Linked DNA regions of Homo sapiens: region 2 is linked to region 1. A link is a loop called in an ENCODE intact Hi-C map of the cell type or tissue named here. Cell type or tissue: Caco-2. All regions are shown on one strand. Each heading gives the region's core, and the rest is flanking DNA. Links, peaks and the distances in the headings are about the cores only.

The links. Hi-C counts contacts between places; a loop is a spot of excess contacts. Peaks named below come from ENCODE experiments on the same cell type or tissue, not always from the same donor. Only the 100,000 strongest peaks of a DNase experiment are listed, where the experiment ranks them.
Region 2: it touches region 1 in a loop (5-fold over the local background); 2 of 110 quality-filtered maps call a loop at or near these places.

The regions. Positions count from the first base shown.
Region 1 is chr6:74,532,666-74,537,079 of GRCh38, reverse strand. The region is part of intron 2 of LOC101928516 (a long non-coding RNA gene); the gene reads right to left. Among named protein-coding and RNA genes, the nearest start is that of SNORD156, 590 kb to the left of the region's middle. In Caco-2, for the core only: no CTCF peak of the experiment used is centred there; a DNase peak (open chromatin) is centred at 2,359.
Region 2 is chr6:74,456,491-74,460,866 of GRCh38, reverse strand. The region is part of intron 2 of LOC101928516 (a long non-coding RNA gene); the gene reads right to left. Among named protein-coding and RNA genes, the nearest start is that of SNORD156, 670 kb to the left of the region's middle. In Caco-2, for the core only: no CTCF peak of the experiment used is centred there; no DNase peak of the experiment used is centred there.

The sequences.
Region 1 (4,414 bases), core at 243-4,242:
GGTCCAACAATTGGCCATCTGCAGGCTGAGGACCAAGGATAGCCAGCCCGAGTTCCAAAACTGAATAACTTGGAGTCCAATGTTCGAGGGCAGGAAGCATCCAGCATGGCAGAAAGATGTAGGCTGGGAGGCTAGGCCAGTCTATCTTTTCATGTTTTTCTGCCTGCTTATATTCTAGCCACGCTGGCAGCTGATTAGATTGTGTCCACCCAGATTAAGGTGGGTCTGCCTTTCCCAGCCCACTGACTCAAATGTTAATCTTCTTTGGCAACATCTTCACAGACACACCAAGGATCAATACTTTATATCCTTCAATCCAATCAAGTTGACACTCAGTATTAAGTATTACATGGTAAAATGAAATTTGTTGTTGTTCATATGCACAAAGTCATACATACAGAAACATGTCATGACTATAGTCAAAGCAACCTTTAAAAACAGACTCAGAACTGGGTTTAGATAAAAATTTATTAGACATAAATTATTTAAGTCCCAGAATTGTAGATCTAAAAGCCGGAACAAAATTTATGAAATGATATAATTTTAGGAGATCATAATTTTAGTAGATCATAAAGAAACAGAAGTTTTATACAGGCATATAACTAGTTATTTTCAAAATAGTAAACAAATACTGAAGATTTTCAGTTTACCCAAAAACATTCATTTTTTTCAAAAGGAAGAAATATATTTTAATTTTCACTGATGCTAAGAAGCCTAATTGACTGAACATAATGTATATCGTACAAATAAATGCGTACTATGGATGAAAAACAATATATTTTTAACTAGTGAGATTTCCTAACCACTTAAAATTATGCACATCAAAAAAAATTAGGTCTATGTAGCATTATTCACAGGGTATATTTCTCTACCAAAAGGCATTCATGGCCAAGTAAGTCTGAAAATTACCGCTTTCTAGTTACCCCGTGTTTGATATATATAGTGTATACTAGTATATTAAAGTCTCTGAGCATTCCTGCCATAATCTGTCCATTTTGTTTAATTCAGTGTTTCCAAAATTAATTTTACTAAAGACTCAGTTTAAAAATTTTTAAATGTCTATTATCCCACATTGAATATGTTCTGGAAAACATTGAGGTAAACAAATCTAAAAATAGAATTCTATGGGGACATTCTTTACCAAGAAAATAACTTCACCAGAATAAAAGGAGTGGCCTTAAAGACTTACACAATATTCTAGTTATGTAGGCAAATTAAAACAAATATACTTAGTGAGTTATGTGGCTTCATAAGGGGGCAAATATTTTAGCTTTATCTTTTCATTTTAGTAAGTTTCCAATTATACATTGAGTTTTCTATGATCATATTTTATTTTATTCTTTTTTAAAAAAATCTTTAAATATGGCTTCATATATGTAACCTCAGCATAACTAGTGAATTCCATAATATAGTAAAATGTATAACAAAATATTTGGGTATGTAGAATAAACAAATGGTTGTAATATGATCCTAATTTTAACTACTAACTTTTGCATCATATAGAGGAAAAGGAGCAAACATAAAATTACAAGCTACATTTATACAGCATCTAAATCAAAACAATTGGTCAGAATTTAAGATGCATTTCAATATATTTGTATTTCATCTAAATAAAATCTATATATTTTAACTTAAATTTTATAATTTACCAATACTTAATAAAAATGCAATTTTGAAAATGAAAAGAATGCTAGAAGACTGTTTCAGATGCCCCATATTACTTGTAAGATTAAAAATGGTCTAAAATGATAATCTTAACCAAAGTCATATAGGACTAAACACTTTCCTGGTAATATTTGTTTCTATTTCCTAACGCAATTTAATTCACCCAACCTTTATTGAACAGTTAATATGAATCAAGCCTGTCTAATTCCAATTACAAATAACAGGCTACTGAGACTGTAGAATGTTGCAATTACTTGGCAATCTTATCGCAAAGGAAGTAAAGGAGACAAGGTGGAGTTCTGTCCAGAAACAAACCACTGAGAAAATATGATTGTAAAGGGTATCTTGAGCAATGGGCCCAGTGTTGCAAAGTATTTACAAATTAAAAGCAAGTTTCTTCTCAGGAGCAATGAATTTCCACAGCAGAATTTCCCTAGTTGTTTTCTGGGACAGTAGCCTGTGGCCTCTATGGAATCTTCCAAGATTTTTGGATGACACTAAAAACATGCTTTGAAACCTAGGAATGAAGGAGAAAACTCTCTTCTTTCTTTTATTTCCTCCTTTATTTGAGAAATTTTGGTAAAATTATGAAGTATTACAAAATTGGGGGCTTGGGTCTTTACAAGCTAAAATTATAGTTTTGCTAACACTGACCCTCTGAGGACATGAGTCCACAAATGCCATTGTGACTGAGCCTCCTGTTTACATAGCTGGTGTTTACATGGACTTTGAACTCAAGGGAACTTGAGAATGTGTGGTGGTATTCATTCCATGCTATACGAAAATTAACCCAGACCTAGCTGCATGTATTGTATGACTAAAAGGAAAGCCCAGATGTCTGGCTATTATTCCTAGGCTTCTCTTGGGGTAAAAAAGGAACTTTATGTTTGGGATTAAAAATATAAAACATACACACTTAAAACACTCTCACTTTCTCCCACACTCAACAAATCTTATAACACGTCTAGATACTTGGTGTCCAAGATTTGTATTATTTAGATTTCACTGAAGGCCATCCATACACATAAGTTTATATATAAACACATTTTTTTCTAATGGTGAGTGGAAATTTTATAGCTTGTTATCTGTTATATATAAAGATATCCCCCCTTCTCCAAACAGTGTTACATCTTAGGGTTTGAATCTGACTGCAAAGATGTATAGTACATTAATTTTGTATGAACAAGTACATTCATTTTGCTGTTTGGGGGCCTACCACTTTTTGTAGTTCATTTCTGTTTGCCTTGTAAGCTGACAGTTATATGAAAAATATCATAATTCTAGTCACATATGAGGTTCACTGGGGCTTAATCATGAAAGACCTAGATGGTATACCTATGACTAGATGGTATACTGGTGTCATGATGGACCTTGAGGCCTCCATGTCTAATCAAAATAGAAAGTAAATCAAATTTTTCCAAAAGTGAAAAAGGTCAATAGTGGGCTGGCACAATCAATGGAAGCCACTAAAAACAGGGCCTCCATTTCAGTGTTGCGCTTCAGTGTTTCTCTTAATGTTTGTGGCCAGAATTGGTTCTTCACACAGGCAAACGAGTGGCTATCTATGCAGCGCAAAAATGAATATGTTTAGAAAAGTCATAATTAAGAAGAACCAGCCATCCCATTACTGGGTATATACCCAAATGTCTATAAATCATGCTGCTGTAAAGACACATGCACACGTATGTTTATTGCGGCATTATTCACAATAGCAAAGACTTGGAACCAACCCAAATGTCCAACAATGATAGACTGGATTAAGAAAATGTGGCACATATACACCATGGAATACTATGCAGCCATAAAAAAGGATGAGTTCATGTCCTTTGTAGGGACATGGATGAAATTGGAAATCATTATTCTCAGTAAACTATCGCAAGAACAAAAAACCAAACGCGGCATATTCTCACTCATAGGTGGGAATTGAACAATGAGATCACATGGACACAGGAAGGGGAATATCACACTCTGGGGACTGTGGTGGGGTGGGGGGAGGGGGGAGGGATAGCATTGGGAGATATACCTAATGCTGGATGACGAGTTAGTGGGTGCAGCGCACCAGCATGGCACATGTATACATATGTAACTAACCTGCACAATGTGCACATGTACCCTAAAACTTAAAGTATAATAAAAAAAAAGAAGTCAGTGTAAAAAATCAATACTATCTCTATACAGTAGCAATAAACATTGGAAATTAATATTTTAAAATAAAAATATTTTAAAATAATTTGTTTTCTCTGGACAAATAAAAATGTTATACAGTCCCTGACTTACAAAGGTTTGACTTTTGATTTTTTGACATTACAATAGAGCAAAAGCAACACTCATTTTGTAGAAATTGTACTTAGAGTACCCATACAACCATTCTGGCTTTATTTTCAGTACAGTATTCAATAAATTACACTAGATATTCAATACTTTATTATAAAGTAGGCTTTGTGATAGATGATTTTGTCCAACTGTAGGCTAATGTAAGTGTCCTGGGCACTTTCCATCTGGGCTAGGGTAAGCTATGATGTTTGGAAGGTTAGGAGTATTAAAGGCACTTTTGTCTTACAATATTTTCAACTTATAATGGATTTATCAGGATGTAACTCCATTGTAATTCAAAGAACATCTATATGTTTATCATATGCAAAATTTGTTTTTATATATGCCTACATTGTGATTGACTAAATCATGCTATTTAACATTTACTTTATATCACATATACTTTTTGTGGTGAGATCACTTAAAATTTTCTCTT
Region 2 (4,376 bases), core at 1-4,000, 76 kb after region 1:
GAACTAATTTACACTCCCACCAACAATGTAAAAGTGTTCCTATTTCTCCACATCCTCTCCTCTCCAGCATCAGTTGTTTCCTGACTTTTTAAGGATTGCCATTCTAACTGGCATGAGATGGTATCTCATTGTGGTTTTGATTTGCATTTCTCTAGTGACCAGTGGTGATGAGCTTTTCTTCATATGTTTGTTGGCTGCATAAATGTCTTCTTTTGAGAAGTGTCTGTTCATATCCTTCACCCACTTTTTGATGGGGTTGTTATTTTCTTATAAATTTGTTTAAGTTCCTTGTAGATTCTGGATATTAGCCCTTTGTCAGATGGATAAATTGCAAAAATTTTTCCCATTATAAATCATTCTACTTTAAAGACACATGCACACTTATGTTTATTGCAGCACTATTCTCAAGAACAAAGACTTGGAATAACCCAAATGTCCATCAATGATAGACTGGATTAAGAAAATGTGGCACATATACACCATGGAATACTATACAGCCATAAAAAAGATAAGTTCATATCCTTTTCAGGTACATGGATGAAGCTGGAAACCATCATTCTCAGCAAACTAACACAGGAACAGAAAACCAAACACCTCATGTTCTCACTCATAAGTGAGAGTTGAACAATGAGAACACATGGACACAGGGAGGGGAACATCACACACTGAGGTCTGTCGGGGGTTGGGGAGTTAGGGAAGGGATAGCATTAGGAGAAATACCTAATGTAAATGACGGGTTGATGGGTGCAGCAAACCACCATGGCACATGTATAACTATGTAACAATCCTACACGTTCTGCACATGTATCCCAGAACTTAAAATATAATAAATGTAAATATAGGCTGGAAAAAAATAGCCATTTTCTGTGACACCACAGTCACTTCACTTATGTGAACAATGTGGTCTGTCATTTCTATTAATTTCCACATTCCTTTTGTAAGCAATATTGACAAAGATAATTACTTTAAAGAATGGAAACTGCGTTTTGTCAAAAGGAGTGGGATGAAATAGTAGAAAATTTGCATTTTCTCCAAAATGATAATCTTATGAATTCTGGGTGGACTCCAGTTTTGGTTGCTAAAGGTTGTCAGTCTTTCTGGGTAAGAAGTATGACTGGAATTTATTCGAGTCTTTTTTTTAAATATTGAAGACATGGAGTCTAAACATTTTTCAATGTAGAATTCCAAGTTTTTTAATAATAAGGTAACTAGTATTAATTTTACAGTGTCAGTGGTCCTACGCAGTAAGGAAATTCAAATGGGGCCTGGCTTGACCAGCAAATGTAAAATGTCTCAAGTCCAAACAATTTAGCATGCCAAATATCACTGAGATTGCACGCTCTCTTTGGACCTTAACCTTGCTTCGATTCCTTTCGAACCTCAGTATCTCACAGTGTTTACATGTATGAATTCCAGAATCAGTCTGCAGGCATTCAGCTCCCAGCTCTATCATTTGTTAGCTATGGAACGCTGAGCAAGATACTAATCTTGTTTGTACCTCAATTTCCTCCCCTATAAAGTGGGGATAATTATAGGATGGGGACGAGGTTCGTGGGGATGGGGGTCAGTGGGCTCATGCCTGCCAAGGCTCTGACACAATGGTGGTGCAGGTGCACATGCATATTGGCGGGGAAGGGAAGGCAAGGTCAGCCTCTGCACACATGTGCCAGCAAAGAGATGTGGGTTGTGGTCGTGGGCAACTAACTTCGTGCAGGCAAAGACGCATGGGGGAGGTATCATAGAACTAGGGTAAGGCTTAAATGTAAAACATTTAAAACAGTATTTGGAACAGAGTAAATATATATGTAAGTGGTAGTTAACTTTTTCACAGAGTTCATTTCTGTCCATACAACATTAATTAATGTTTGTTTTAGATTAACAAACACTTCAATCTTCTTGTGCTTAATAAAGCATTATCCTCCTTGCTACCAGGTTACTGGCCTTTTTCTAAAAGCATTCTTTTGTTCTCTTGCTCCAATCTGTTTATTTTGGAGATAAATATTTCTCCACAGTTACCATATGCTTTCCATGAGTGGTGGTGCTATCTTTCTAACTAAATCATGGCTCCTCTTTTTTGTACTCAGGCAAACATCTTTGTTTACTGTAGTACTATTAACAGATGGTGGTGCCAGGCATCATTTTACCACAAACGATAAGAATATTTTGTTTGGTTCTAGCTTATCTAAAAAGTTGTTGTAAGAAGCTTAGCAATTATCACCATATCCAGAATCTTGCATGTCTTTTGTTATCCTTAATATACCAGAAACCATAGTTCATAATGTCTAGTACCTTCCTTTAAGAAAAACATCTCAAGGAAAACCTCTAAGATAATGATCTCTTTCAGTTATTTGATTTTCCGCATTGTGTAACTTCTGAAAGTAAAACAGTGTCTGGTCCTTGGATTGCTATTTACTAACAACAGTAGAAAATTGTATAGCACAGATTAATATCAATAACTAGTATGTTCATTGGATTTCTAAAAACCATGGCAAATAATAACAGCATTTTTTGTTATTTCTAAATATTAGAAAATGCTCTGAAATATTACTATGTTTCAGGTATCCTTTCTGAAAAATCTCTTGAAAATATTTACAAGTAAAATATAATTTGAATTCAACATGAATATGCCAATAATTTTAAATACTTCTGATTCCGAATGTAAGATATCTTCAGTGTTTTTTATTTCACGTAATTACGTCTATGTTAAATCTTTTTGTTGCCGGGCGCGGTGGCTCACGCCTGTAATCCCAGCACTTTGGAAGTACAAGGCTGGCAGATCACAAGGTCAGGAGTTCAAGACAAGCTTGGCCAAGATGTTGAAACCCTGTCTGTACTAAAAATACAACAAAAATTAGCTGGGCGTGGTGGCGGGTGCCTGTAATCCCAGCTACTCAGGAGGCTGAGGCAGAGAATTGCTTGAACCTGGGAGGTGGAGGTTGTAGTGAGCCTACATCGCGCCACCGCACTCCAGCCTAGGCGACAAAGACTGCATCTCAAAAGAACATCTTTTTGTTTATCTTTTTATGTTAAATCTTTCCTATGTTAAACTCTGACTCAAATGATTAAGAGTATCAACTTTATTTGAAAATAGGGTGACTAATTTATAAAGAATATAAATAATTTCACCAAGTGGCAAAGACAAGTTATATCAGAAGAGATGCCAATAAGAAAATAAAATTCCTGGACCTTTATTATTGCCTCAGGTGAAATGGATATTATACCCATGCACTCATTAATTAATTTCCCAAACACATACTGAAGGCTTCCTACAGCTTCATGACATCTGGCGTCAATATTTAAAAATGTATTCCTTAATAGACAGTGTTGACTTAGAAGTGTTATCCCAATAAATCTCAGTTAAGAGATAGAGTTTTGAAGCAGGATGTGCTTATTTAGTAATCGTTAAGATAATTTCTAAGTCTGTCAGAATGGCTTCTTTTTTTCTCTGAAATTCTATAAAGTAACTTTTGCAAATATTTTTCTCCCCAGTATATCCGGTTTAAGTTATCTCAAAATTATTAGAATTCTTATTTGAGAAATGAACAGCTTTTATTAGAAGCACAAATGTGTTAGAAGATATAAACTTTTCCAGATTTATAAAAGAAATTTTTTAATAAGATGTACTGTTAATAGTTTCAAACATAAAATCAGTTTTTCCCAAAGCTTTACTTCTCAGCCATTGAGTTGTCTAATCCAAGTGCTTCTGTAATTCCTACCATGTTTAATTACAAGTCATTTTCAGAAAATTTTCCCATTATTTCACTAGCATAATTGTCTACGAGACCTGCCTCGCCATGCTTTGGATCAGAGAAAAACAATGAAAAGCAACTTGCTAAACCTCAAGAAAGGGCTTTTAGTAATACAAATATCAGTAATTTTGGCTTGTCTAAGGAGACTAAACAAAATAAAGTACACGTTAGGAAATAGTCATAAGACTTTCAAGCTTCAGAAATATTTACTTAGGTTGTTTCGAAAGATTGAAACATAGCAAACACGTTCTTAGTTGAGTTCAGATTTCTTTTATTCTGGCTAAATCAAGCCGGAGTTAATAGTGCACAGGAAGTCAAACACTAGTTCTCACCCTTTTTTCCTATCCCCCAAACACATGACCATAACAAAATTTCATTAGTAAAAGAGGTTCATGAAAGCTCTATTCAGTGGGAAAATGGGGGAAGAGATAATCCAGTTAGGCTGTTATACCAATTCTTGCTTTTATTGGAAACATGTCTTTAGTTTGAGCCTTTCAGGTAAATCTGAACAACTTTCCTGTCCACATACATATCCTTACCAGCACTTTTTTAAAATTTATTTAATTTTTTGACACAGAGTCTCGCTCTGTCGTGAGGCTGGAGTGCAGTAGCGCGATCTTGGCTCAC